Regions from separate parts of the Homo sapiens genome. Here region 1 is linked to region 2. Evidence: read pairs that join two places in POLR2A ChIA-PET (ENCODE). Cell type or tissue: B cell. All regions are shown on one strand. Each heading gives the region's core, and the rest is flanking DNA. Links, peaks and the distances in the headings are about the cores only. Region 1 overlaps PTPN9 (protein tyrosine phosphatase non-receptor type 9). Region 2 overlaps SIN3A (SIN3 transcription regulator family member A).

Region 1 (15,504 bases), core at 3,373-11,372, 100 kb before region 2:
GAAGCTACTGGATGAATGGAGTGCAGTCAATATGTGTTATCAACCTACCATGTTAAACTGGCATTTAAGGTCAGGCTCGGTGACTCACACCTATAATCCCAGCACTTTGGGAGGCTGAGGCGGGAGGATTGCTTGAGCCCAGGAGTTTGAGACCAGCCTGGGCAATGTGGCAAAACCCTTTCTCTACAAAAAATTTAAAAATTAGCTGGGCGTGGTGGTGTGCATCTGGGACTGAGCCCAGGGAGATTAAGGCTGCAAGTGAGCTGTGATTGTGCCACTGGACTCCAGCCTGGGCGACCCTGGAGACCTTTGAGACCCTGTCCCAAAAAGAAAATGAAATTGGAATTGAAGAGATTTGGTTTGAACATCTTTTGACAAATAAGTAGTAGAAATTTTTATCTGCAGCTGGAGTTTTTTGGTGGTATACCCCATTTCTCTCCCCTTCTCTCCCTCTCTCTCTTTTTACTAATGTGCTCCTCATCTCTGTCTGAGACCTCATCAAAATGGATTTTACCACCCATATTTCTACCAGTTTTCTGATCAGTATCACTTAGGTAATCTCTAAGAAGACTGAGGCTTTCTCTATAGCTCTTCTTTTTCTGAGCCCATAGTAGAATTGCCTTTTATGCCTGTTTATGGCAACATAGGCTTTTTCTGCATGTACTTCCAAATTCTATCAGCTCTGTCCATTACCCAGGTCCAAAGCTGCTTCCACATTTTTAGTTATTTGTTACAGAAGCACCCCACTTCTTAGTACCAATTTCTGCCTTGGCCATTTGGGACTCCCATCCCCACTCCTTCTCTCTGTTTTTAAATTTAATTATTTTTTTTTTTTTTTGAGATAAAGTCTTGCTTTGTCACTCAGGCTGGAGTGCAGTGGTGTGATGTTGGCTCACTGCATCCTCCACCTCCCAGGTTCAAGCGATTCTCCTGGCTCAGCCTCCTGAGTAGCTGGGATTACAGGTGTGTGCCATCACACCTGGCTAATTTTTGTATTTTTAGTAAAGGCAGGGTTTTATCATCTTGGCCAGTCTGGTCTTGAACCCCTGACCCCAGGTGATCCACCCGCCTTGGCCTCCCAAAGTGCTGGGATTACAGGCATGAGCCACCACACCCAGCTTCTCTTTTTTTTAAGTCAGGGTTTCTCTCCGTCACCCAGGCTGGTGTGCAGTGGCGCTGTCATAGCGCACTGCAGCCTTGACTTCCTGGGCTGAAGCCGTCCTCCCACCTTAGACTCCTGAGCAGCTAGGAGTACAGGTGTGTGCCATGATGCCCGGCTAATTTTTTGACTTCTCTCTAGAGATAACCTCTCATTAGGCAGGGCGCAGTGGCTCATGCCTGTAATCCCAACACTTTGGGAGGCCGAGGCGGGCAGATCATGAGGTCAGGAGATCGAGACCATCCTGGCTAACATGGTGAAACCCCGTCTCTACTAAAAATACAAAAAAATTAGCTGGGCGTGGTGGCGGGAGCCTGTAGTCCCAGCTACTCAGGAGGCTGAAGCAGGAGAATGGCGTGAACCCAGGAGGTAGAGCTTGCAGTGAGTCGAGATCACGCTACTGCACTCCAGCCTGGGCAACAGAGCGAGACTCCGTCTCAAAAAAAAAAGAGATAAGCTCTCATTACATTTCCCAGACTGCTCACGAACTCCTGGCCTCAAGCAATCCTCCTGCCTCCCAAAGTGCTGGGACTACAGGTGTGAGCCACCATGCCTGGTCTCCCTCTCTCTTTTGAATGGAGATATGTTTACTTTTAGAAGTAGTATGTACTTACCACAAAAAATGTTAAATGATATGGAACTGTATGGGCTAGAAATTGAAAAGCTTCCATGTCTCCACCCCTAAGAGTAATTGACACCCCTTTAGCATGGTCAGATTTTGTACATACATACTGTCCCCACTTTTTCTTTATTCTTGCTTGTTTGTTTCGTTTCCTTCAGGTCTCCAGGAAACCTAGAGAAAAACCGTTATGGGGATGTACCCTGCCTGGACCAAACTAGAGTGAAGCTAACAAAGCGAAGTGGCCATACTCAGGTAGACAGATAAATGTAATCTTTTTAGGTGCACTGGGGGAAATAGAGCTTCTTCCAAAGTGAAGCTTACTAATACTTCGGTAGAATGAAAGTAGACTCCGAGGCCAGAGAGATTAGGTTTGAGTTTATATTTTGCTACATACTAGTCTGTGACCATAGGCAAGTCCTCAAATGCCCATCTCACAGTATTGAGTGGAAATTAAATGAAATTCTTTATGTGAATGCTGATAGTGCAAGGTCTGTTGTATTGTAGGTGCTTCATAGATGTTAAATTATTTATCATTTTACTCCTTAGTTGTAAAGTCATGGTCATATAGTGCAATTCCTTTGGTGAGTATATATGCATCAATACAAAGCAACTTTGATTATAAGTGACCTCTGATTTCTCCATCTGTATCTGAGGAAATTGTGGACAACTTATGTATACATAAATGTCTAGGGATAGAGATGAAATGGTCAAATGACTATATTATTTAATATATTAATTTGATTATATCTACATGTTAAAAGCCTCATATGTAATCTATTAACAGAGATATTTAATGAACATTTTATTCAAACACTTTACATACACCTTTAACTTTAGTGTCTTTGTCACATTTGAGCCACTTTTTTTTTTCTCCCTCAAGACAAGGTCTTGCTTTATTGCCCAGGCTAGGTACAGTGATCACAGCTCACTGCAACCTTGACCTCCTGGGCTCAAGTGATTCTTGTACCTCAGCCTCCCAAGTAGCTGAGACCACAGGTGTGTGCCACATACATGGCTAATTTTTAAATACTTTTGTAGAGACAAGTTCTCACTATGTTGCCTAGTCTGGTCTTGAACTCTTGTGCTCAAACAATCCTCTTGCCTCAGCCTCCCTAAGTGCTGGAATTACAGGCCAATTTTTGAGTCAGTCTAACAAGGTTTTCCAGAGTACAACATCTTTATTTACTTTTAAGTGTGTGGCATTGTGACTGGAAATTTTATCCTAAACCAGGAAAATCTGTTAGGGTAACATTAGGACAAATTTTTTTTTTTTTTTTTTTTTTTTGAGACGGAGTCTTGCTCTGTCCCCCAGGCTGGAGTGCAGTGGCGCAATATTGGCTCACCGCAAGCTCCACCTCCCAGGTTCACGCCATTCTCCTGCCTCAGCCTCCCGAGTAGCTGGGACTACAGGTGCCCACCACCACGCCCGGCTAATATTTTGTGTTTTTAGTAGAGACGGGGTTTCACCATGTTAGCCAGGATGGTCTCGATCTCCTGACCTCGTGATCCGCCCGTCTCGGCCTCCCAAAGTGCTGGGATTACAGGCATGAGCCACTAGGCCCGGCCAGGACAAGTTGGTTTTTTAATTCATCCTGCATCTTATGCATCCCCTATAATATGATTCATTCACTTATTCCTTTGTAAAATCCTTAAAAAACAGAAAATTGAGACAGGGTCTCACTCTGTCACCCAGGCTTGAGTGCAGTGACTTGATCGTAGCTCACTGCACCCTTGAACTCCTGGGCTCAAGCGATCCTCCCACCTCTGCCTCCCAAGTAGCTGAGACTACAGGCACACGCCATTACACATGGCTGATTTTTTTTAATTTTATTTTTGTAGACCTAGGGTCTCGCTGTGTTGCCTAAGTTCTTCCTGGGCTCAAGCAATCCTCTCACCTTGGCCTCCCAAAGTGCTGGGATTACAGGCATGAGCCGGTGTGCCTGGCCATAATTCCTTTTTAATATAACTTGTTTACAGCAACATCCAACCTTAGAATTTTGAGATGAATGACTAAATTATTATTATCTTCCTTTTTTTCCCTTCTGATATACCAATTTTATTAGGTGATATCTCCGAAAAACCCAATTTTGTTAGGTGATCTCATAAAAAAAAAAAACCCAGCATTGACTGAGGTTGTTCAAAGTAAAGTTATTTTATTTTTATTTATTTATTTATTTTGAGACAGAGTTTCGCTCTTGTTGTCCAGGCTGGAGTGCAATGGCGCAATCTCAGCTCACTGCAACCTCCACCTCCTGGGTTCAAGCAATTATCCTTTCTCAGCCTCCCGAGTAGCTGGGATTACAGGTGCATGCCACCATGCCCGGCTAATTTTTGTATTTTTAGTAGATACGGGGTTTCATCATTTTGGTCAGGCTGGTCTTGAACTCCTGACCTGGGGTGATCCGCCTGCCTCAGCCTCCCAAAGTGCTGGGATTACAGGCATGAGCCACTGCGCCGGCAAAGTAAAGTAATTTAAATAGTGCCTCTTTAACATGACACACAGTAAAGTAATTTAAATAGTACCTCTTTAACATGACACACATTATAAGGACTTGTTATATCCCTTCTCTTTCTGGGGAATAATTTTTGGAAAACTTACTGCCTTGTATTTGGGCATATATGACATGTGGGTTGGGACCCCAGGATCATGGTTTCCAACTCTCTTGTCCCTGTTGTTTCAAGCACATAAACTGAATTCACAGTCCTATCCAGGACCCTTGGAGAAGATTTTCCTGCAGGAGCATTTGAGCTAAGAGACTGGCTGGCTGGAGGGTAAATTCATCAGTACTGCTGAGATCATCATCGTATATGCCCTGAAGGAGTGGAGTACAGTGGTTGAGTTGGGGCTCTGGAGTCAGAGATACCTGTATTTATCCATTTTGTTGACTTCCCTGTCTCCAGTACCTAGAACAGTGCCTGCCACATATCAGACACTCAGGACATATTTGTGAATGAGTGAATCTTAGTGTACTGGGAGATTCTTCTAATCATCCTGTGGTTAATATGAAGATCATTGTCTGATTTGTAGTCCCTCTCCTTACTGAAACATTAGCGGAGGCTTTATTTTTATAGTAAATGGAGTATTTAGGCTTTTTTTTTATTTTATTTTGATTTTAGTTTTTAGTTTTTTTGACATTATTTACTTTGCGGGCCGAAAGCAAAAAAAAAAAAATTATTTACTTAGCTTTGGGGACTTAACACTCTCATGGAATTTCCACCTATGGGGCTATTTTTCCATTCTGTTTTCTGACATTTAGTTGTTTTTAAATTTTAATTGATAGAAATTGTATATATTTATGGTATACAATATAATATTTTAAAATATGTATGGATTGCAGAGACACTAAGTCAAGCTAGTTAATATATGCATTACTTTGCCGGGCACGGTGGCTCACACCTGTAATCCCAGCACTTTGGGAGGCCGAGGCGGGCAGATCACAAGGTCAGGAGATCGAGACCATCCTGGCTAACACGGTGAAACCCCGTCTCTACTAAAAAATACAAAAAATTAGCCAGGTGTGGTGGTGGGCGCCTGTAGTCCCAGCTACTCGGGAGGCCGAGGCAGGAGAATGGCATGAACCTGGGAGGCGGAGCTTGCAGTAAGCCGAGATCGCACCAGTGCACTCCAGCCTGGGCAACAGAGCAAAGACTCCGTCTCAAAAAAAAAAAAAAAAAAAACACCACATATGCATTACTTCACATATTTACCTTGTTTTGTGGTGAAAACACTTAAAATATGCTGTCCGCAATTTTCAAGTATACAATACCTTGTTATTTGGAGGATTCAGGTTTTTTAGTGAATTGTTTACTTGATTTGCTTCTGGAATTTTAAAGCTATTAGTCCCAGTTTCTGTTGAACATGGCTGCCTTAATCTGTTTGGGCTGCTGTAACAAAAATACCACATGCAGGATGGCTTATAAACAACAGAAATTTATTTCTCACTATTGTGGAGTCTGGGAAGTCCAAGATCAACGTGCTGGCAGATTTGGGGTCTGGTGAGGGCCCCTTTCTTGGTTCATAGACCACTGTCTACTCATTGCATCCTCACATGGCAGAAGGGGAAGGGGTGAGGGAGCACTTCAGAACTCTTCTGTCTTATAAGGGCACTAATCCCATTTGTGAGAGCTCTGTCCTCATGGTCCTAATCACCTGTCTAAAGGCCCCATCTCCTAATACCATTACATTGAGGGTCTGGGGTTGGGATTACACATTTGAAGTTATGGGGGACACAAATGATCAGTCTATAGCAATGGCTCACAACATAGTGTTCCGGGTTTGTTCTTCCTGCTATTCCAATTTTCCCCCAAGTGTATACTTTATCTCTGGGTCATTTTCAGTTTTGTTTTTTTTTTTTTTTTTGAGTTGGAGTCTCGCTTTGTCGCCCAGGCTGGAGTGCAGTGGTGCGATCTCGGCTCACTGCAACCTCCACCTCCCGGGTTCGTGCCATTCTCCTGCCTCAGCCTCCCAGGTAGCTGGGACTACAGGCGCCCGCCACCACACCCAGCTAATTTTTTGTATTTTTAGTAGAGATGGGGTTTCACCTTGTTAGCCAGGATGGTCTTGATCTCCTGACCTCGTGATCTGCCCGCCTTGGCCTCCCAAAGTGCTGGGATTACAGGCGTGAGCCACTGCGCCCGGCCTTCAGTTTTAATATCCAGTGATTCTTCCGAAGTTGCTGAAATTAAAAATTTAATTCCCTGGGAATTAAAAATCAGCTCAGAGACCAGTGCTAAAGCTGGTAATTCTTAGTTATAAAGAAATAATGTCTTCTTTAAAGAAGTGACAATTCGGCCGGGCGCGGTGGCTCACGCCTGTAATCCCAGCACTTTGGGAGGCCGAGGCGGGTGGATCATGAGGTCAGGAGATCAAGACCATCCTGGCTAACAAGGTGAAACCCCGTCTCTACTAAAAAAATACAAAAAATTAGCCGGGCGCGGTGGCGGGCGCCTGTAGTCCCAGCTACTCGGGAGGCTGAGGCAGGAGAATGGCGTGAACCCGGGAAGCGGAGCTTGCAGTGAGCCGAGATTGCGCCACTGCAGTCCGCAGTCCGGCCTGGGCAACAGAGCGAGACTCCGTCTCAAAAAAAAAAAAAAAAAAAAAAAAAGAAGTGACAATTCTTTTCAAAGCATGAAGTTAGTTCCTCCTTATGTTCTTACTAATGCTGACTGGCATATACTAGGTAAATCTTTTGTGCTTTTCCATACCTTCTCCCCTTGGTCCTCGAGTGGGTATACCATTTGCATGTGCCAGGTTGAGTAGAGGATGGGCTTTGGCTGACTGGGTGCACCCTGGATTGAGAAGCCTGTTTGGAAGTGAGTGAGGCTTTTAGCATGCTGGGTCTGCTGCAGGTGGTCTATTAGCTCAGTGAAGTTGTCTGAGTCAGGGTAGGACAGTAATCGTATGAGGTCAATACTAGCTGCTATGGGAGGGAAAACTCCGAGTTTATCACTCCACTATTTATTTAGTCAAAGAAACAGTTTCTAAGGAGGAAACTCTTGACTAAATAAATAGTAGAGTGATAAATTGGTAGACTGACTGGCTAATGAACACAAATCCAAGTAACATGGGTTTGACCATGAGGTGGAGATATCTTAGGAGGTTAGCTATGGGATACTGACAGTTCAGACTGCCCACCCAGTGATAGGACCCACAGGAGAACGAGTGATAGGTTGAGGAAAGAGTCAGTCTGACCTCTCTGTAATGCAGTGGGTTATGAGTTTTCCCTAGTTTGCTATTGAAACTTTTCTTTTGTCCTTCTGTAACCCTTCACACCTTCCCTTATCCATTCCACTGCTTCTATCCATTCAACTCCCAACTAGTTATACTATAACATAAAACTGCAGCTGATTGATGTTTCTCTTTTATCAGCCTGGATCAAAGGATCTTTTGAGTAGGTATTTATAAAAAATGATGTTGAAGTAATTAAGACTGAGGACATTAGGAGGTGGGAGAATACCCTGGAAGAGAGGTAGTCAGGAGCTGTTCATTGAGATGCCTTTGAATTTGACTGGAAGTTGCTTTGCATTAATTCAGGTAATAATGGAGTCCAGGTGTTTGGCTCGTCTGTTGATGGTCCTAAGTATGAGATGTAGCTTTATTTCTTCTCCATTCATATTTTGCCTTTTGTGTGTGGCAGGATGGACCAGGTGTTCCTACTTGCTTGCCTTGCCTCTCATTTGGTCCTGTGCTACAGTGTTGCAAGTCTTGATGGACCCTTTTCTTGTAAATAACAGTTTCTATTGAGTTATATAGTTCACTCTGGCAGACTGCCACAATTACTGCTTGAGATGTCACTAGGGCAGTTACTATTGTTATTACTTGAGACCGTCATTAGGAGACTGAATGAAGGGGGATAAACATAGCAATGAAAACTTAAGACAAAAATAACTATTCTAAAGGAAGGGTAACATGGGGAAGAAGAGAACTCCCTGCTTCTAGTGAGCAAAGGCAGCCCTGAGCTTCTACAGCCCTTTGTATTTATTGGGTACCAAGAGCAGGGAGGAGGAGGTAACGATTGGTCAGCTGCTTAATTGATCACAGGTACACATTATTGCTAACAGGCTTCAGATGTGCCTAACTACAAGAAACACTTGTGCCTGGGTCGTGACTGCCCTCAGCATTCCTTCTGGGCGGCAGATGCAGTTTGTCAGTTTGCCAACATCCTGCTTTCATGAGAACAGTTTCCTTTTTGCTCATGTAGCCTCCAGTGGTATACTGAGTTGATCATGACCCTCATTCTTTCGGCCTCCAACAGTTCACATACCATACAATTTACCTATTTAAAGTATATAAGTCAATGGCTATTAGTATATTCACAGAGTTGTGCCACCATCACCACAAACAACTTTAGAACATTTTTTTCATTTCCCAAAGAAACCTCACACCCTTGGCAGTCGCTACCTATTTCCCTCTAACCCACTCTGATTTATTTCCTATCTCCATAGATTTGCCTGTTCTAGGGATCTCATACAAAGAGAATCCTAGACTATGTAGCTTTTTGTGTCTGGCTTCTATCATTTAGCATAATGTTTTCTAGGTCCATCCATGTCATAGCATGTATCATCACATCACTGCTTTTTACTGCCAAATAATATTCCATTGTATGGATATACCACTTTTATTCATTTATCAGTTGAAGGACATTTGAGTTGTTTCCATTTTTGGCTATTACGAATAATGCTGCTATGGATATTTATGTATAAGTTTTTGTATGCACCTATGTTATTTTGCTAAGGAGTGGAATTGCTGGGTCATATGGTAACTGTTTAATCTTTTCAGGAACAACCAGACTGTTTTCTAAAGTAACTGCAGCATTTTACATTACCACTAGCCATGTATAAGGAGGGTTTACACATGTATGAGGGTTTCAGTTTTTCCACATCCTTGCCAACAGTATTATCTATCTTTGATATCTGTAGCCATCCTAGTGGGTATAAATTAGTATCTCGTGGTATGGATTTGCATTTCCATGATGGCTGATGATGAATGAATTTTTTTTTTTTTTGAGACAGAGTCTCGCTCTGTCGCTCAGGCTGGAGTGCAGTGGCACGATCTCAGCTCACAGCAAGCTCCATCTCCCGGGTTTATGCCATTCTCCTGCCTCAGCCTCCCGTGTAGCTGGGACTACAGGCGCCTGCCACCACGCCCAGCTATTTTTTTGTATTTTTTTTTAATTTATTTTTTTATTGATAATTCTTGGGTGTTTCTCACAGAGGGGGATTTGGCAGGGTCATGGGACAATAGTGGAGGGAAGGTCAGCAGATAAACAAGTGAACAAAGGTCTCTGGTTTTCCTAGGCAGAGGACCCTGCGGCCTTCCGCAGTGTTTGTGTCCCTGATTACTTGAGATTAGGGATTGGTGATGACTCTTTTTTTTTTTTTTTTTTTTTTTTTTTGAGACGGAGTCTCGCTCTGTCGCCCAGGCTGGAGTGCAGTGGCACGATCTCGGCTCACTGCAAGCTCCGCCTCCCGGGTTCACGCCATTCTCCTGCCTCAGCCTCCCGAGTAGCTGGGACTACAGGCGCCCGCCACCACGCCCGGCTAATCTTTTGTATTTTTAGTAGAGACGGGGTTTCACCGTGTTAGCCAGGATGGTCTCGATCTCCTGACCTCGTCATCCGCCCGCCTCGGCCTCCCAAAGTGCTGGGATTACAGGCGTGAGCCACCGCGCCCGGCCTGGTGATGACTCTTAAGGAGCATGCTGCCTTCAAGCATCTGTTTAACAAAGCACATCTTGCACCGCCCTTAATCCATTTAACCCTGAGTGGACACAGCACATGTTTCAGAGAGCACAGGGTTGGGGGTAAGGTCACAGATCAACAGGATCCCAAGGCAGAGGAATTTTTCTTAGTGCAGAACAAAATGAAAAGTCTCCCATGTCTACTTCTTTCTACACAGACACGGCAACCATCCGATTTCTCAATCTTTTCCCCACCTTTCCCCCCTTTCTATTCCACAAAGCCGCCATTGTCATCCTGGCCCGTTCTCAATGAGCTGTTGGGCACACCTCCCAGACGGGGTGGTGGCCGGGCAGAGGGGCTCCTCACTTCCCAGTAGGGGCGGCCGGGCAGAGGCGCCCCCTCACCTCCCGGAGGGGCGGCTGGCCAGGCAGGGGCGCTGACCCCCCCCCACCTCCCTCCCGGACGGGGCGGCTGGCCGGGCAGAGGGGCTCCTCACTTCCCAGTAGGGGCGGCCGGGCAGAGGCACCCCTCACCTCCCGGACAGGGCGGCTGGCTGGGCGGGGGGGCTGACCCCCCCCACCTCCCTCCCGGACGGGGCGGCTGGCCGGGCGGGGGGCGACCCCCCACCTCCCTCCCGGACGGGCGGCTGGCGGGCGGGGGCTGACCTCCCCACCTCCCTCCGGACGGGGTGGCTGGCCGGGCTGAGGGCTCCTCACTTCCAGTAGGGGCGGCCGGGCAGAGGCGCCCCTCACCTCCGGACGGGGCGGCTGGCCGGGTGGGGGGCTGACCCCCCCACCTCCTCCCGGACGGCACGGCTGGCCAGGCGGGGGGCTGACCCCCCCACCTCCCTCCCGGATGGCACGGCTGGCCGGGCGGGGGGGCTGACCCCCCACCTCCTCCGGATGGGGCGGCTGGCCGGGCCGGGGGCTGACCCCCCCCCACCTCCCTCCCGGACGGGGTGGCTGCCCGGCGGAGACGCTCCTCACTTCCCAGATGGGGTGGCTGCCGGGCGGAGAGGCTCCTCACTTCTCAGACGGGGTGGTTGCCAGGCAGAGGGTCTCCTCACTTCTCAGACGGGGCGGCCGGGCAGAGACGCTCCTCACCTCCCAGAGGGGGTCTCGGCCGGGCAGAGGCGCTCCTCACATCCCAGATGGGGCGGCGGGGCAGAGGCGCTCCCCACATCTCAGACGATGGGCGGCCGGGCAGAGACGCTCCTCACTTCCTAGATGTGATGGCGGCTGGGAAGAGGCGCTCCTCACTTCCTAGATGGGATGGCGGCCGGGCGGAGACGCTCCTCACTTTCCAGACTGGGCAGCCAGGCAGAGGGGCTCCTCACATCCCAGACGATGGGCGGCCAGGCAGAGACACTCCTCACTTCCCAGACGGGGTGGCAGCCGGGCAGAGGCTGCAATCTCGGCACTTTGGGAGGCCAAGGCAGGCGGCTGCTCCTTGCCCTCGGGCCCCGCGGGGCCCGTCCGCTCCTCCAGCCGCTGCCTCGCGGGCGGCGCTCGCCGGCGCGGCGGCAAAGACTGAGACAGCTCCGCTGCCCGCTGAACTCCATCCTCCCGGCTGTGGGGCGGCGGTGGCTGCGGTCGGTCGCGGCAGCGGCTCCGCTTCATATCTGCAGCTGGGGCCCGCGGGCGTCAGCGCCGCGACTGTCCCGGCTCCGCACTGCCCCAGGCCGCAGCGCAGCCGCGCCAACCACCACCCGCGGCCACCATGGCCGGACGGGCTCCCTAAGCCACCGACCCCAGCCCGCGGCGCCTTCGAGCCTTCTGGGGCCTCCGGCGCCGCGACCTCCTCTGCGCTCCTCACGGAAGAGACCTTTTTTGTATTTTTAGTAGAGACAGGGTTTCGCCGTGTTAGCCAGGATGGTCTCGATCTCCTGACCTCGTGATCCACCCTCCTCGGCCTCCCAAAGTGCTGGGATTACAGGCGTGAGCCACCGCGCCTGGCATAAGTTTTTAATTTTAATATAGTCCAATTTATCTCTTTTCTTTTGTCACTTACGCCTTTGGTATCATATCTGTGAAAGCTTTGCCTAACCCAAGGTCACAAAGATTTACTCTTATATTTTATTCTGAGAGTTTTAATAGTTTTAATCCCTTACATTTGGTCTGTGATACATTTTGAGTCAGTTTTACAGTGTGAGGAAGGAGTCAGCTTGATTTTTATGCATGTAGATATCTACTTGTCCCAGCACCATTTATTGAAGTGAGGGTTTGAGCTGGCCATTTCACTCCTCATTTTCTGCTCAACAAGAAGAGAATATTCACACCTTGGGTTTTACTTACTGAGTACATCATTTTATGACCCAAATGGTGTATTCTGTGTAGCTATAGTGATGTCTCCTTTTTATCATTAGACAGATTACATCAATGCCAGTTTCATGGATGGCTACAAGCAGAAGAATGCTTACATTGGCACACAAGGTAAGCTGGTCCGTCCCTCCCATGTTGATTTTGTGCCATCTACTTATGATTCCTTGTGCCAAATGATAGCATAATTTTTAAACGAATGGTAACTTGAGTGGAGGTTTTGGCCACTAGATCCTGGCCTTTTATAAAGATGGGTGGTGGTTGAGAAAAGCAAATAAGTAGTTTGGGGTTTCTGTACCAGGTGTGCCTGGAAACTCACCGCATAGAGATAAACTGGAGATTTAAACACATAACACTACTGCCTGCAAGTTTTGGGGCTATTTCTTAGTATTGGCAAGGGTGTAGGGCATCAGAATGCATCAGCCAGTGAGCTCTTCATGCTCTTCCTGTCTAGTGAGAGGCCAAGAATAGCAGTGGACTTCCCAGAGATTGAGTCCAATCTAGGAATGAGTATTGCTGTCCTAATAGGCCTAGGCTGGTTCCTATACCATCACAGAGCACTCCAGCAAATGTTCTGACATAGATAGTATGTGCTAATAAGTCTGACAGTGGAATACTGAGCTCTAGGAGGATTTCTCATTTTTTTTTCTCCTTTGAAATGGAGGCTTGCTGTGTCGCCCAGGCTATTGTGCAGTGGTACGACCTCCACTCACTGCAACCTCCACCTCCCGGGTTCAAGTGATTCTCCTGCCTCAGCCTCCTGAGTATCTGGGACTACAGGTGTGTGCCACCACGCCCGGCTAATTTTTGTATTTTTAGTAGAGACTGGGTTTCACCATGTTGGACAGGCTGGTCTCGAACTCCTGACCTCGTGATCTGCCCGCTTCGGCCTCCCAAAGTGTTGGGATTACAGGCGTGAGCCACCATGCCCAGCCTCTAGGAGGATTTCAGGTGGAGTTTCTATAAATGTTCCTATGATCCTAGTACTCTTCCTGACCTGGCCTCTCCATCTCAAGAATATCATGTCACTTTCAAAGATGGTAGGAGGAAATCATAATACAGAAAGACAACAGACCATCAGATGGGCGTAAGGCCCTTTGACCACTGCAGAGCAAGATACGGTGGATACCTCCTTAATCAAGTGATCAAACTTAGTATCACCAGTAAAGGACAAAGGGACATTATGTACACCTCCTGATATGATGCATTGAGAAATGAATATCACCTGCATTGTGTATTGCCAGTTTTAAAATCTGAATCTAGTCATGGGAAACAATCCAGATTGTGGGACATACTATAAGAAAACTGGCTCAGACTCTCCAAAGTTAATGCCATAAAAAACAAAAAGGCAGAGAACTGTTCTAGATTAAAGGGAGACTAAAGAGAACCATGGCCAGGCACAGTGGCTCACGCCTGTAACTCCAGTACTTTGGGAGGCTGAGGGGGGAGTATCACTTGAGCCCAGGAAGCAGAGGTTGCTCTGAGCCGAGATCGTGCCACTGCACTCCAGCCTGGCTGACACAGCAAGATCCTGTCTCAAAAATAAATAAATTAAAGGGCCAGTCACAATGGCTCACACCTGTAATCCCAGCACTTTGGGAGGCCGAGGCAGGTGGATAAACTGAGGTTGGAAGTTCGAGACCAGCCTGACCAACATGGAGAAACCACGTTTCTACTAAACATACAAAATTAGCCGGGCGTGGTGGCACATGCCTGTAATCCCAGCTACTTGGGAGGCTGAGGCAGGAGAATCGCTTGAACCCAGGAGGCGGAGGTTGCAGCGAGCAGAGATTGCGCTCAAAAAGAAAAAAAAAAAGAGGATCGGCCAGGCGTGGTGGTTCATGCCTGTAATCCCAGCACTTTGGGAGGCCGAGGCAGGCGGATCACAAGGTCAGGAGTTCCAAACCAGCCTGGCCAATATGGTGAAACACCGTCTCTACTAAAAATACAAAAATTAGCTAGGTGTGGTGGTGGGTGCCTGTAGTCCCAACTATTCGGGAGGCTGAGGCAGGAGAATTGCTTGAACCTGGGAGGCAGAGGTTGCAGTGGACTGCGACTGCGCCATTGCACTCCAGCCTGGGCGACAGAGGAAGGCTCTGTCTCAAAAAAAAAAAAAAAAAAAAAAAAAGAGTATCTGATTAGATCCTCAACTGGGAGAAAAAAATCTATTGAAGACAAACTATTGAGACAATTGGAGATTTTTTTTAGCCAACATTGTATCCATGTTTAATGTATGCTTAAGGTGATAATGGTAATGTTCTATAGGAGGAGGTCCTTGTTTTCCTAGTAAGTGCTCAAGTATTTAGGAATAAAATATCATAATGTCTGCAACTTCTTTATTTTTAATTAATTAATTAATTAAGTTTTGAGATGGAGTTTCGCTCTGTCGCCCAGGCTGGAGTGCAGTGACATGATCTTGGCTCACTGCACCTTCCACTTCCAGGGCTCAAGCGAGTCTCCTGCCTCAGCCTCCCAAGTAGCTGGGATTACAGGCACCTGCCACCATGCCTGGCTAATTTTTGTATTTTTGGTAGAGACAGGGTTTCACCATGTTGCCTAGGCTGGTCTCGAACTCCCGGCCTGAAGTGATCTGCCTACCTCGGCCTCCCAAAGTGCTGGGATTACAAGCATCAGCCACTACGCCTGGCCTATATTTCTATTAATGATGTCATCTATTGAGAAGACCTATTATATATCAGATGCATAAATGCTATCTAATTATTATAGAGACTCTGCAAGGGAGGTTTATTAATTTATAGATGAGCAAACTGAAACCCAAAAGTTTACGTGACCTTGGACCATGCAGCTAGTAAGTGGCAGAACCAGGGTTTGAACCCATGTTTGTTTGGTTCAGAAGTTTTTACAAGCCATGTCTGTGGATTGTTTCACCTATGTCAGTATAAACTGCTGACTTTATTTCTTGAGAGAAGTTTACTGTTAAAGGGTCTAAGCTGGGAAGTACAACTTTCCCTTCTTAGTATCTCTCTTGAGCCTGTGAGAAGTTTGCCCAGCCCCAGTCTGGTAACTGAGTTACCATATGCTCTGACTGCTCAGTACTCCAATTCTGCCAGTGGTCTGAATGTGGAAAATGAAGTATATGAGAGTTGCTGTGGTGCAGGAGAGTAGGATGTGGATGAGGCTGAGGGTCAGAGATGTGGAAAAGGTGTCCTTACTGTCTTCTTGATGTGTATACTAGGGTAATGCATGTCCATTGTAGAACATTTA
Region 2 (15,504 bases), core at 3,804-11,803:
CCTTCTTGGGGGCTAAGAGCTTCCTGGAGAAGAGGTTGAGCTTGGAGTCTTAACTCCTTCAGGTGCTGAACATTGGCCCACAGGGACATGGTGTACTAATGCCACCCTCTTGTGGATGCTGGTCACCCTTAACTCTTCTAAGCTGAAGCCCCTGCCAGCTTGTACTTTGGTGTGGTACCTCACTGTGGGGCAGCTTACCATGGGTCAGATGGGTCCAGATGCAGGGTGCAGGTCAATGTGGTATACTTTTGCTTGCATCTGCAGATCTTCTGGGCTGGCTGGTTGAACCACGTGGCCATGGGCCACTGCGATTCCTTGTGGAAGTAGGGCTTTAGGATCATGCTGTTCCACCTGGGTACCGTGGCTACCTACAGCCCTCTTCCATAGAATAGCTCAGCAGAAAGGCGGTGAAGTACTTAAGTGAAAACTTGTAAAAAGCAATTTCTAATTCTAGAATCCACACTGCCACTGTAGAAGGAAAGAGCTTGTTGCTTAATGTTCTCTTGGGCTAAAATATTGAATTCTTTGCAAAGTACCCATGCTTTTGCCTTGGTTTTGGAAGGGTGCATGCCTCTGTACTCCTCCCACAGTATCTACACAGGATTGAGGAAGAGCCCTTCATATAAATGAACCTTAACATCTGGGGGAAAGTTGTCAGATAGTTGTTTCCAATAAGTTGAAGAAGTTGTTAGGCCTTCCCATAAGAGGTCTGGATGGTAACTGGCAGAAATCATTAGATGGATACATAGTCACCCATAGTCATACTTTTTCAGACTAATCTTCCTTAACTTCCCTGAAATTTATATAAAATACAGACTCCAGTTACCCTGTGCTTATGTTGCTGATTACAGGCTTGCTGCTGCTTCAGCTAGGAACGAAGTCTTTCATACCACCAGCACAGCTTAAAAAAAAAATCCAATAAAACTAACTTTTAATAATTCTGAGGTTGGTTTTCGAAACAATAGTTACAATTATTTACTGTATCTGGTTATGATTTTGAATCAGTAATAAATACTATCTCCACCCACCCCCCGCTTTTTTTTTTTTTTTTTAATGGAAACAGGTTTCATCCAGAAAACCCCAAAACAGTGACTTTTTTTTTTTTTTTTTTTCCAACCCAGGGTCTCACTCTATTGCCCAGGCTGGAGTGCAGTGGTGTGATCAGCTCACTGTAGCCTTGACCTCCTACCTCAGCCTCCCAAGTAGCTGGGACCAAAGGGGCCACCACACCGGCTAATTTATTGTATTTTTTGTAGAGATGGAGTTTTGCCATGTTGTCCAGGCTGGCCTCAAACTTATGGGCTCAAGCAATTCACCTACTTCAGCCTCCCAAAGCGCTGCGATTACGGGCATGAGCCACTGTGCCCAGCCTACAGTGACTTTTTAAAACATTTTCAAGCTTCTCAACTCCTTTAACTGGAGGTATCTCTTCTCTCATTCTCCTCATATTTGGTGTTCCCTCAGATTCCACTGCTGACTGAATGTACAACATATATTTCAAAGTCAAGGCTGGTCATGGTGGCTCATGCCTCTAATACCAGCACTTTGGGAGTCCAAGGCGGGCAGATATATTGAGTCCAGGAGTTGGAGACCAGCCTGGGCAACATGGGGAAACACTATTTGTATTAAAAATACAAAAAATTAGCTGGGCATGGTGGCACATGCCTGTAGTCCCAGCTACTCAGGAGGCTAAGGTGGGAGGATCATCTGAACCCAGGAAGTTGAGGCTGCAGTGAGCCGTGATTGCACCACTGCATTCCAGCCAAGTGAAGCCATTACATTTATCTTACCTATTGTAGGCTGGCTTAAGAGGGATTTGTATTAAGAATACAATAGGCAACCTCACAGACATCCAAGTACAGAACTCAAAATAGGACCACACCATGGAAGGATTGGGCTGGGAGGTGATTTTTCTCTCCTGCATGCCTTCACTCTGGACTTCTGCTCCATGCTTGTGCTTTGCTCTGCAGATGAACATACGGCATGTGCTCCAGGCTCCTCCAGCCTCTGAGGCTTTGGCTTGCCCTCCCAGTACCCCTGGTCCCAGTGTTACTAGACCTTTCCATACAGATGCTCCTCCTCAAAAAATCTATTGAACACCCTCTCTGTCATCTCCAATTAGCAAGATAGAGAATCTGATCTGCTTAGCAGTGGGGGTGGGAGTTCCGTAGCTGTCTCTGGATTTGTAGTGCTGTCTTTTCTGAAGACTCGAGGAGGGGCCAGATATCCAAAAAGAGAGTATGGGTGGGGAATCAGTAATACAGTCTACTTCAACAAGAAAGTATAAAGTAGAGGCGGTGGCTCACGCCTGTAATCCCAGCAGTTTGGGAGGCCAAGGCGGGTGGATCACTTGAGCTCAGAAGTTTGAGATCAGACTGGGCAACATGGCAAAACCCCGTCTCTTCTGAAAATACAAAAAAGTTAGCTGGGCGTGGTGGCACATGCCTGTAGACCCAGCTACTTAAGAGGCTGAGGTATGGGAGGGTTGCTTGAGCCCAGGAAGTTGAGGCTGCACTGAGCCAAGATCACGATGCCACTGCACTCCAGCCTGGGCGACAGAGCGAGACTCTGTCTCAAAAAGAAAGTAGAAAGTGGAAGCATCTGTATGTATGATTGAAGTCATGCTTTCCATCTGTTTTTTTCCACCTTTTCTTTTTTCTCCTAAAACACTGTATCTTAATCTTCCTCATGATATCAGGTACTCATAAGCATTATTTTAATGGTTGTATCAGAATCCTTTATCTGGACTCATTGTGATTTATTTATCCATCTGTAGTTGCTGGAGATACTGCCCTTTCTGCCACACTCAGTCACCGTTCTGACCTTTCACTGTGTCCAGTTATCTACTAATACACATACTGGTCATTTAGGACTTAAGAATAAATAGTTATCATGGTTCCTAACACTTAAAAAGAATGTGTCTTCCTAAAAATAGAATGGCTTGGTGGTTATGATCATCTTAAAGTTTTTTAAACAGACAAATCAATATTGAAATTAACGTTTTGCTTTCTTCTTGTATCTATTTTTCACTTCTGTCATTTTGATGATAAAGTTTCATTTGGAAGGATTTTTATTTCAAAATAGAAATAGCATGACATGAGAATGGGAACTCTGAAACGTTCAACTTTCTAGTCATTAGTTTCCTAAGATTGTCACAAAAGCTACTGATAGTCAATCATGATTGGCCTGTATGGAAAGTGAGTTAACTTTATGTACAACTTAAGCCCTATACTTTCTATCAGATACAGAAAAATAGGTGATGTGTTTGGAAAAGTATTGGGCTAGGAGTCAGGAACCTTGACTTTTAGTCCCAACCCTCCTTCTTCAGCTGAGCACCCCTGGGCAATAATTCAGCAGCTATTTCTTAAATACTTAATGAGTTTCAGGCTTTGTAGTTGGCCTGGGAATATAGACATAGATACTGCATTCATGATTCTCCAAGGCTCCCTTCCTCACCCCAGCTCACGGTGAGCTTTGCAGTGGTGCAGTCTCGGCTCACTGCAACCTCCATCTCCCAGGTTCAAGCGATTCTCCTGCCCCAGCCTCCCAAGTAGCTGGGATTACAGGCTCCTGCCACCACGCCCGGCTATTTGTGTATTTTTAGTAGAGATGGGGTTTCGCCATGTTAGCCAGGCTGGTTTTGAACACCTGACCTCAGGTGATTGGCCCACCTCGGCCTCCCAAAGTGCTGGGATTACAGGCGTGAGCCACCTTTCTGATGCATTGTGTAAATTTGTCTCCTAACTGGCCCCAACTCTCTGTCTAGCTTGCCTTCCCAGGGCAGTTGTGAAGATCAAATGAGAAAGAATATGTATGAGAGCCAATTGTAAATGATTTTAAAATGCAATAAAGATATGACCTATAGAAAATTATTTAAAGATGCTTAGAATTTTAAATAGTACGATTATCCTGAGTTCTCTATGGTTCTTATTTTAAATAGATAGGAAAGTTTTACCATGGACCACTGATATGGTTGAAAATCCTGGCTTGATTATTCTCCAAGAAAATGATACAGTGGTTTGTGTGATTAATTTTCTAAAATTGCCAGCACCCCCCCACCCCCCCAAAAAAAGAAAAACCTTTTTGGAGTTGAATGACTACATCAAAGGAACGTTGACTGTATAATGGAGAAATGTTTTCTGTGTTCACTAAAAGCTTGCCTTTGTTTGCTTCCAGCTGCAGCATATCGTGAGTGATGAGATCTGTGTGCAGGTGACTGACCTTTACCTGGCAGAAAATAATAATGGGGCCACCGGAGGCCAGCTGAACACACAGAACTCAAGGAGCCTCCTGGAGTCAACGTATCAGCGGAAAGCTGAGCAGCTAATGTCAGATGAGAATTGCTTTAAGGTGAGAGTTGGTCAGGTAGTCGAAGACCTTGCTGGTGACAATGTCAGTTGTTAGGATTCTCTGAACCAGAAGTTAAAGCCGGGGTACTTTGACCTGTGATTCTACTCCTGGACCTTTTAATGAGTTCACCAGAGAACTACAAAGTGGAAGTAATTGTCTTCCTGGACAATCTACTTTGTTTCTTTCCTGCCTTTAAAGAAAAAAAAAAAACTAGTTATATATGATTTTTACAATTTTGTATTCTTTTTCTCTGAACATTTTTCATAGTATGCTTTGTAAATATTATTGTTAGAAAAATGTTGGTACATGAAATCCATGGTCATGATCATTATAGAAAAGAAAACATAGGCCCAGCACACATGGCTCACACTTGTAATCTCAGCACACTGGGAGGCCGAGGTGGGCGGATCACTTGAGACCAGCTTGGGCAACATGGCAAAACCCCATCTCTGCAAGAAATACAAGAATACAAAAATTAGCCCGGCATGGTAGCGTGCACCTGTAGTCTCAGCTACTCAGGAGAATGAGGTAGAAGGATTGCCCCCGTCTCTACTAAAAATACAAAAAATTAGCCGGGCGTAGTGGTGGGCGTCTGTAGTCCCAGCTACTCTGGAGGCTGAGTCAGGAGAATGGCGTGAACCCGGGAGGCGGAGCTTGCAGTAAGCTGAGATCGCGCCACTGCACTCCAGCCTGGGAGACAGAGCGAGACTCCGTCTCAAAAAAAAAAAAAAAGGATTGCTTGAGCCTGGGAGGTCGAGGCTGCAGTGAGGCCTGATCGCGTCACTGCACCCCAGCCTGGGTGACAGAGCAAGACTCTGTCCCAAAAAAATGAAAATAAAATGCAGATAACCAAAAAAAGTCACCTTAGAATTCTTTCCTGAAATTATCATTGATGACATCTCTATGATTCTAAACTTCTCTATGCTTGAGTATATATTTTGAAAGAGTTTATACTGGACAAAATGGTCTTTAACTTTTTTTTTTTTTTTTTTAAGACAGGGACACACACTGTTGCCCAGGCTGGAGTGCAGTGGCGCAATCTTGGTTCACTGCAACCTCTGCCTCCTGAGTTCAAGTGATTCTCACACGTCAGCCACCCTAGTAGCTGGGATTACAGTCATGTACCACTATGTCCAGCTAATTTTTTTTTTTTTCCCGAGATGGAGGCTCACTCTTGTTGTCCAGGTTGTCCAGGTTGTCCAGGCTTGGAGTGCAGTGGTGCTATTTCAGCTCACTGCAACCTCCGCCTCCTGGGTTCAAGCAGTTCTCCTGCCTCGGCCTCCTGAGTAGCTGGGATTACAGACACGTGCCACCATGGCCAGCTTGTGTGGGTGTGTGTGTTTAGTAGAGACAGGGTTTCACCATGTTGGTCAGGCTGGTCTTGAACTCCTGAGCTCAGGTGATCTGCCCTCCTTGGCCTCCCAAAGTGCTGGGATTACAGGCATGAGCCACTGCACCCGGTCTAATTTTTGTATTTTTAGTAGAGATGTGGTTTCACCATGTTGGGCAGGCTTGTCTCAAACTCCTGGCCTCAAGTGATCTGCCCGCCTTAGCCTCCCAAAGTGCTGGGATTACAGGTGTGAGCCACTGCATCTGACCGGAAATGGTCTTTAATGTATTTTTGCTCAATTAACAACACTTCTGGGTCTTTATTGTCTTTTTTATGGCTATTTGATATTCACTTTTTAGAGAATTAATGCCTGTATTGGTGGACATTTAGGTTGTTTCCAATTTTTCACCATTATAATGGATAATTATAAAAGCAAATAGTTGGAAACATCCTAGACGTCCAACCCACTATGGGGACTGGTTAATGACATCCTGTTATGAATACTGGAGACAGATTTTGCAATTCTTAAATTATAAATTGTGAAAATGCAGGGTCTGCCCCCACCCCGAAATCTATTTTGGAAATAACTGTATTTGTGTGTGTATATATTATGTTATTGTCAGGTTGTAAGCTTTACTAGCAGAGAGCAATTTTTAAAGCTTTAAAAGAACACTGAGCTAGATCTAGCTTCTGGCTCTGCATGTATATTGATTAGTGGTGTGCCTTGAGAAACCAGAACTCTTCTGAATTTCAGTTTTGTCTCTGTGTAAAATGAAGAAGGTTGAAATAAAAAATTCTCAGGTTTCCTTCCAGGCTCTGACCTTCTCCATGTGATTCTGATAGTTACCTCCTCTATTACGTCCTAGAAGTGGGATTACCAATGGACAGAGCATTGACATTTTGTGGTTCTGGCTACATGTGCCATATTTCTTTCTGACAAAATATTTGTTTTGTAAAACATTCTTACTGACATTGATTATTATTTTAGCGAATTCTAGAAGTTTGAAACATGAAATAGTACCTTTTGCTTTAATATATTTCATTTTACTTGTAGTAAGTGTAGACTTTTGCCTTTATCACTGGCCACCCAAGATCTAGTATCTTCCTCATCTCTTCAGTTGGAGCAAAGTTTACTAAGTTTATTGCCTCTGCACCTCTCATTCCTTGAGAAGATAGATTACAGCTACAGAGACGGTCTTTTGTTTACGCTTAGGTTTCTTATTTGCAGCTTATGTTTATTCAGAGCCAAGGCCAGGTCCAGCTGACTATTGAGCTTCTGGACACAGAAGAGGAGAATTCGGATGACCCTGTGGAAGCAGAGGTATGAGCAAGTACATCACAGACCCCAGGTGCCAAGCAGAGCTGGCGTGCCTTGAGAGTCTGTCCAGTGACCCTGTCTGCCAAAAGGCCAAGGCACCTCAGGCCTGTTTAAGGGTCAGGACCTGGATGCTTAAAGTACAAGTCAATCCAGCCATGTCTTCAGCTGAAGAGACGGGCTGCCTGGTTATAGATGTTAACCTCATCTTGCACTTAGTAAAGCTATCTCCTCTAAGGAAGTCTTATGGTTGGCAGCTTTCCTGTTTTTTCCTAAAGTATAAAAAACAACAAATGAGGTCTTTCTCATGTCATCTTGATTCTTTGTGTCATGTTTACTTTTTATTGGACTGATAAAGTCCAGAGTTTTCAACCCCTGAATAGACAGGTGTGATTATCATAGTTGGTTATGGCAGATAATGTACACAGGAGATGCAGGCCATATGTATGATGTTGGGGGGGGTCGTGTGGGATGACTTGTTTTGGTGGGAATGTTGGCTTGTTGGCAGATCTTTTTTTTTTTTTTTTTTTTTAAGCGATGTCAGAAATCTAGATTGTAATGTGAAGGAAACTTTCACACATTTGCCACTATAAATTTTGTTCTTTAACAAAATGCTCTGTGGGGAAATGAAACTTGTCAGTGAGCCAGCTTCTACCTGTTTATGACTTCTCATAACCTTAGCACCTCAGAAACTTAGCAGTATTGCTGGCTAACAGAATTTTTAATCCGTGTTCCAATACCTACTAACAATCATGTCTTTATAGAAAGGGACTTTTTTGATCTTGAAATTTATGAATTCGGGGCATTGTAATCATAGAATTTACTAGAGTGCCCAATGCATTAGGAGCTGTTTTTGTGATTTCCTTCCACCTGTATTTTGTGTTTGCCATCTTAGCGCTGGTCAGACTACGTGGAGCGATACATGAATTCAGATACTACCTCGCCTGAGCTTCGTGAACATCTAGCACAGAAACCAGTATTTCTCCCCAGGTGAGTGAGCCATGTCATCTGTCAGCAGTCCATACTGTGCATGATTGAGGAATGGAGAGTTAAATGACTTTCACGTTCTTGGCCTTCACATATTTTATTCATTTGTTCTATCTGCTGGGGATGCTAATTCAAGGTTTTATATGGCTGTCACAACATGAGCTTACCTGGAGCATGTGTCAAAGCATCTGGGAGGTGAGAGTTGTAGAGAATCAACAATAACCTCCGTACTTTGGATGGGAATGTGTGTCAGAGTCTCCATGGTTCGATGGAAGAGGACTCACAGGACTCTGCATATAGTCAGACTGATTTAGTACAGCGAGAAGATGCAAAGCAGAATCAGCAAAGCGAAAAGGTGCCTGTGGCAAAGCTGGAGGAAGCCAGGCTCAAGCTTCCTAGAATCCTCTCCCAGTGGAGTCACACAGGACACTCTTAATTCTTCCAACAATGAATGTGACAACACATGCAAAATGCTGTCTACCAGGGCAGCTCATTAGAGACTCTGTGCCAGGATTTTTATTGAGATGTAGTCATCTAGGCACTGTATGCCTAGCATGTACCAAAATCCCAAACTCTCAGAAAGAAAGCACATTTTCAGCATAAGCTATAGAGTTTGTACAAATAGTTTAGGTACAGTGAGACACTTATATGAGTTAAGGAATGGTAGAACATTGCCCAAAATCCAAGATCCCAGCCCCCAGCCAAGGGCCAACTTTTATAAGCAGGCTTTTCAAAGAATAGCAATCTTAGGCCTGCTACATTAACTCTTTTCTGCACAGAATTTTAAAAATGTTCCCTCTGTGTATAGGCAGATTGTGATACTGATCCTCCAAGTATATGAAAACAGTTTAAGAAGTATAAAATGGGTAGAATGGCTTTCTTCCTTCCTAAAAGTTTTGAATTGAAATCTTATGTCTTAGGTTTCCAAGAAAGTATCATCCCAGTGTTATTAGACTTATTGAGTCCTAATGAGAACATGGGAAAAGAGATACCAGCAAAAAGGGCCCTGCCGGGTTCTCCATTCATTGAATCATTTAACACATTTGAGCAGTTGCTCTGTGTCAGGTTCCTCTCAACAAAACAGGCTCCATGCTAATAACATACTACAATAAACCTGTCATCATGTGTCTCTCACCATGATATGAGGAAGGAGGCACATTTATGTACTGTGAGGAAAAGGAAATTGATATAATCGTTCTGGTGGCAGGGTAGTTGAAGTGTATGGAATCTTCCCTCCAGAATTTCAGTTTCTAATGATTTGTCTGACAGCTAAGGGGCTCATCTTATTGGCCTTGAGACCCCTTACACTCTTAGAGCATGAGTACTCCAAAAAGCTTTTGTTTATATGGATTATACTAGTAATATTTACCAAGTTAGAAATAAAAACAAAGAAATGTTTTCAATCTTTAATTCATTTGAAAAATAACAATATTGGGCTGGGCGCAGTGGCTCACGCCTGTAACTCCAGCACTTTGGGAGGCCGAGGCTGTGGATCACGAGATCAGGAGATCGAGACCATCCTGGCTAACACAGTGAAACCCTGTCTCTACTAAAAATACAGAAAATTAGCTGGGCATGGTGGCAGGCGCCTGTAGTCCAAGCTACTCGGGAGGCTGAGGCAGGAGAATTGCTTGAACCGGAAGGCGGAGGTTGCAGTGAGTGGAGATCGCACCACGGCACTCCAGCCTGGGTGACCGAGTGAGACTCTGCCTCAAAAATAAAATATATATATATATATATATATCCCTATTATATTTTCTTAAATAATATTTTTTAATGAAAAGCTAATTCAAAACAAAAATTAGTGAATAGAGTGGCATTGCTTATATTTTATAAATTTGTTTAGTGTCTGGCTTACCAGAAGAACAGCTGGATTCTCATGTCTGCTTCTATATTCAATCTGTTGCATTATGTATGTTGTTTGATTGAAATATGTGAAGAAAATCTGGCCTCACGCAAATGTGTAGCTGGAAAAAGGAATATTTTCAGATCCTTCAGATAACTGGATATTCTTTGATATGACAACAAAACTACCAGTGATAGTTTTTGTTTTTGTTTTTCTTTTTTGAGACGGAATTTCGCTCTTGTTGCCCAGGCTGGAGTGCAATGGTGTGATCTCAGCTCACTGCAACCCCTGCCTCCCAGGTTTAAGTGATTCTCCTGCCTCAGCCTCCCGAGTAGCTGGGATTACAGGCATGTGCCACCACGCCCGGCTGATTCTGTATTTTTAGTAGAGATGGGATTTCTCCATGTTGGTCTGGCTGGTCTTGAACTCCTGACCTCAGGTGATCCTCCCACCTCGGCCTCCCAAAGTGCTGTGATTACGGGTGTGAGCCACTGCACCCGGCCCCAGTGATAGTTTCTTAAAGGTTAGTTGGAATATCAATTTATACATCAGTGGGCTTTTCATGCAGTTGTAAAAATCCATTGATTTATTTTGTATCATGAATGAATCTTTTTTTCCTCTATGATTTTGTAACTTTACGCAATTGGCTATTTGGAAAATAAGTTATACACACCTACTAAATGTTGATATATTTTACAGTGTCTCCAAAAGAAATCACATTGATTTAATATCGCTATCGCTAGGTCATCAAACACATCTTTAAGTATTGGGAAGCTGTCAAGCTCAGGGTGGCTGATACCAGTTCACCAAAATTCATAGTTTTGCTTGAAAATTCCAGTCTTACCATTGGCAACATTGTTTTCCTTGAAGTGATAGGCTCCCTTGTTCATTTTTGAGAAAACATCTGCCAAATACTTGGCTGAGATTGACTATATTTAGTCAGTTGTTCTTTCGGGTAAAAATGATGATCCACTTACAACTCAAGCAATTGCTCAAGTGCTTTTCTATAAGAATACCATTGTACTTTAGCACACAAAGGTGCTTTATGTGTAGTTCCCATTTTATCACACAGCATGTTAAAAAGATGTAAATTGAGGGGTTGGGATTTAATAGAAAATGTTACTGCTTCATCAGAAACTTTTTTTTTCTTTTTTTTTTTTTGAGGCAGAGTCTCACTCTGTTGCCCAAGCTGGAGTGCAGTGGCGCGATCTTGGCTTACTGCAGCCTCCACCAGCCAGGTTCAAGTGATTCTCCTGTCTCACCCTCCCGAATAGCTGGGATTACAGGTGCGCGCCACCACTCCCGGCTAATTTTTGTACTTTTATTAGAGATGAGGTCTCCCCATGTTGGCCAGGCTAGTCTCAAACTCCTGACCTCAAGTGATCTGCCTGCCTCAGCCTCCCAGAGTGCTGGGATTACAAGCATGAGCCACTGTGACTGGCCCATCAGAAACATTCTTAAGTGAAACTGGCTTTTTTCACTTAATGTCATTGTATGGTCAGTGTGAAGTTCAAAGACTTGAATTGCAGTCGCATGAAGGTGCAAAATCATGGAAGTAAAATGGATTCATTGATGGTACAAGATAAACCAACAGAGTTTGACAACTGTATGAAAAGCTCAGTGATGTACAAATTGATATTGGAATTTGGTAACAATTTGTTCGATATTGCAAATACAGTTTGGCGCCACCACCAGCATTTTTGTTCACCATTACTTTAATGGTGCCAGTGCAGATGTCAACACAGCAAAAAAGGGAAATAATGTTTTAGTATTATTATGAGAATAGTTTTGATCTCACAGATCTCCTGAAAGGGTCCTGGGACCCTTTGGACAAAGAACTGCTGTCTACAGAAATACTTGTATACAAAGATTCTCACTGAAGCAATATTTTGGGCTGGTTGGTTTTTTTTTTTTTTTTTTTTTTTTAAGACAGTGTCTGGCTCTGTGTCCCAGGCTATAGTACAGTGGTGGGATCTTGGCTTTCTGCAACCTCCGCCTTCTGGGCTCAAACGATCTTCCCACCTCAGCCTCCCAAGTAGCTGAGACTCTAGGCACACGTCACCACACCTGCCTAATTTTTTTTTTTTTTTTGTAGAGAAGGGGTTTTTGCCATGTTGCCCAGGCTAGTCTCAAACTCCTGAGCTCAAGCAATCCACCTGCCTCCCAAAGTGCTGGGATTATAGGCATGAGCCACAGTGGCCAACCTGAAGCAGTGTTTTTAATAGCAAGTTATGAGAAACAATATAATTGTCTAGCTGATAACTTTTTTCACTGGATGTTGAGATTTAGCAAGCCTACCACCCCTCAGGGCATCCATTCATGTGAATTATCTTCTTTCTTGTGTATGTAGAATGGCACTAGTTTATATCATCTGGGGGAATTTTTAAAAATAGTCATTCAAATAAATTTTTGTTATGTGGTTCAGATGAGGAACCTCAGTTGAAAGAAACTGTTAAGGAATGGTAAATTGGGGTACATTTTTCTGCAGCAGTTAAAGAGAATAAGACAAATCTATCATGAAATGAAAAAATATTCATGACAGTAAGTGAAAAGTTGAGGACAAAATATATAGTATGATCCTATTTTGTCTTAAAAACAAATCCCAAAGCAGAACTGTAGCTGGTAATTACATGTGTAAATTTACAGACAGAGGCCTAGAAGTTTCTCATTAAAACTCTTAACTGGCTACATCTGCTAAGTCAAGTAGGGGATGGGTGAAGATTTCTGCTTTTTATTCTGTGTACCTTTGCAGTTGAAATTTTTTTTGCAGTGAAACAACTGAACATTTGTGTATGTATTTAACAAATTGGGATGAGTACTATGCAAGCATATAATAAAGAAAACTCACTTTGGGGAAGTCACGGGAATCTGCATCTGGACGAGCTCTCATCCTCCGGGGCTTTTCTGCAATAGGAATCTACGGCGGATCCGGAAGTGTCAACGTGGTCGAGAGCAGCAGGAAAAGGAAGGGAAGGAAGGAAACAGCAAGAAGACCATGGAGAATGTGGATAGTCTGGATAAGCTGGAGTGTAGATTCAAGCTGAATTCCTACAAGATGGTGTATGTGATCAAATCAGAGGACTATATGTATCGGAGGACCGCCCTGCTCCGGGCTCATCAGGTGAGAACCAGTAACTGAAATTTCTGTACACATCTCCCACCCTAGCTAGGACCAGGGGAGGCCCAGAGTCTTCTGATTGTTTTTCTTTGTTTATGCAAACCTGTTCTTGGAGCTGAGACTTAACTGAGGAAGTACGTATGTTGGTTGCTAAGGATGCTGTGACAAAGTACCACAGACTGTGGCTTAAATGACAAAAGTTGTGGAGACTAGAAGTCCAAAGTCAAGTGTCAGCAGTGTTGGTTCCTTTTGAGGACTGTGAGGGACAATCTCTTCTAGGCCTCTCCTAGCTTCTGGTTCTTTGCTGGCAATCTTTGGCATTCCTGGGCTTGTAGATCCCTGCCTTCATCTTCATATGGTGTTCCTACCTGTGTGTGTGTGTCTGCCTCCAGATGAGGTCACATTCGGAAGTACTGGGGGCTAGGACTTCAATGTATGATTTTTTGTTTGTTTGTTTGAGACAGAGTCTCACCTGACACAGCCTCTCAAAGTGCTAGCATTACAGGCGTGAGCCACCATGCCCGGCCAACATAAGAATTTTAAGGAGAATACAGTTCAGCCTGTAAGAGCACGTAAATACCCGGTGGCACCTTTTTGGTGAATTTACTCCCAGTATTTACATCTCAAGTAGTATCTGATCTTTTGCTTGTATGAATCCTACCTGTCTTTACATTCTGTCTCAATTGTGAAACCTTCCTGGTGCAGCTGCGTATAGGGTGTTATGCCAGGCCCTGGGACTACAGCCATGAAGTAGAGCAGATGAAGTAATGCGATGATATGCACTACCAGGGAAACAAATCAGGTGAAGTGATCAAGGGTAACTAGCATACAGGCCTTGCTTTCACTGGAGGAGGCTTCTCAAAGGAGGTGATGCTTGAGGCCTGAATAATGACAAGGAATTAGCCTGGTGAAGAGTAGAGGATGGGTGTTTTCTAGACAAAAGAGCTAGTACAAGGCTGGGAGGAAAGGACTTGGCATATTCAAGAAATTACAAACACCATTGTGGCTCAAGGTTGCATGAAGTTAGAAGGGTAGGCAGAGGCCACATCACTTTGTCTAATGATAGGCCATGGTTTGTAATTTGTTTGAGATGCACTGGGACATTTGACAAAGATAGCTTGGAGTTCTGTGAGGACAGTGGAGATGGGTATATATAAAGTTGGAAGAGCAGAGACCACTCAAAAGGGTGCCCTTGTCCAAATGAGATGTGGGGGCCACCCGTACTACTAGGGTGGCAGTGGAATTGCAAGAATTACATTGTAGACTTTATGCATTTATTTTTGAGACAGAGTTTCGCTGTGTCTCAAACCATGCCTGGCTGATTTTTTGTATTTTTAGTAGAGATGGGATTTCACCATGTTGGCCAGGCTGGTCTCGAACCTGACCTCAAGTGATCCACCCTCCTCAGCCTCCCAAAGTACTGGGATTACAGGCGTGAGCCACCACGCCCAGATGTAGATATTATTTAGATATTTAATTGACAAGAGATGGTGTTGGATCAAATGTGGGGGTAAGCAAAAGAAGGACATCAAGGATGGTGCCTGATTAGTTTTGGGGTTTTTTGGTTTGTTTTGTTTTGCTTAAGTGGAGATTTTAGGGGCTCACCTGTTAATAGGAAAGGGTTATGAGGTTTGGGAGACAGATGAAGTGCTGTTTTAAGTTTGAAAGGACTACAAAACTTTCAAATGGGAGATGTTGAGCAGACAGTTTAATGTATAATTAACCCTTTAACGACAAGGGGTTTGGGGCACTGGCCCCTGCACAGTCAAATCTGTGTATAATTTTTGACTCCCCCAAAATGGAACTACTGATAGTCTACTACTGACTGGAAGGCTTACTGATAAACAACATATTTTGTATGTTGTATGTATTATATATACTGCATTCTTTTTTTCTTTCTTTTTTTTTTTTTTAATGAAAATAGACACGGGGTCTCCTTACGTTGCCCAGGGCTGGTCTCAAACTCAAGGGTTCAAACAACCCACCCATTTCAGCCTCCTAAAGTGCTGGGATTACAGGCGTGAGCCACTGTGCCCAGCCTATACTGTATATTCTTACAATAAAGTAAGTTAGAGAAAAGAAAATGTTAAGTCATAAGCAAGAGAAGATACATTTACTCTTCATTAAGTGGTTGTGGCTCATCATAAAGGGTCCTTATTCTCATCTTGTTGAGTAGGCTGAAGAGGGAGGAGGAAGGGAGGGGTTGTTTTTGCTGTCTCAGGGTTGGCAGAGGTGGAAGAAAACTTGCCTATCAGTGGCCCTGCGCTGTTCAAAGCTGTGTTGTTCAAGAGTCTGCTCTACTTCTCTCATGGCACTGAGGGAAGCGCAGTGGCATGATTTCAGCTCACTGCATCCTCCACTTCCCGGGTTCAAGAGATTCTCTTGTCTCAGCCTCTCGAGTAGCTGGGATTACGGGCGTGCACCACCACACCTGGCTCATTTTTTTTGCTATGTGTTGTGTGTCTGCCTGTCTCTGATTCACATTATTTGGGACACTGGGCAACACCAGTTTTGTCTTTGTATCTCTTCTAGTATCCTTGCATGTGGACACCAATAAA

The links. Peaks named below come from ENCODE experiments on the same cell type or tissue, not always from the same donor. Only the 100,000 strongest peaks of a DNase experiment are listed, where the experiment ranks them.
Region 1: POLR2A ChIA-PET joins it to region 2 with 5 read pairs; 6 of 35 experiments call an interaction of 5 or more read pairs at or near these places.

What each region holds. Positions count from the first base shown.
Region 1 is chr15:75,476,737-75,492,240 of GRCh38, reverse strand. PTPN9 (protein tyrosine phosphatase non-receptor type 9) reads left to right here. Exons shown (of 13, transcript NM_002833.4): 8 at 1,940-2,033; 9 at 12,327-12,393. The region is part of intron 2 of LOC105370902 (a long non-coding RNA gene); the gene reads right to left. Among named protein-coding and RNA genes, the nearest start is that of SIN3A, 33 kb to the right of the region's middle. In B cell, for the core only: no CTCF peak of the experiment used is centred there; no DNase peak of the experiment used is centred there.
Region 2 is chr15:75,373,110-75,388,613 of GRCh38, reverse strand. It overlaps SIN3A (SIN3 transcription regulator family member A), which reads left to right. Exons shown (of 21, transcript NM_001145358.2): 17 at 4,177-4,350; 18 at 6,909-7,001; 19 at 7,891-7,985; 20 at 12,742-12,949. It also overlaps the pseudogene RPL13P4. Among named protein-coding and RNA genes, the nearest start is that of MAN2C1, 12 kb to the right of the region's middle. In B cell, for the core only: no CTCF peak of the experiment used is centred there; a DNase peak (open chromatin) is centred at 7,633; H3K27ac peaks cover 1,272 bases.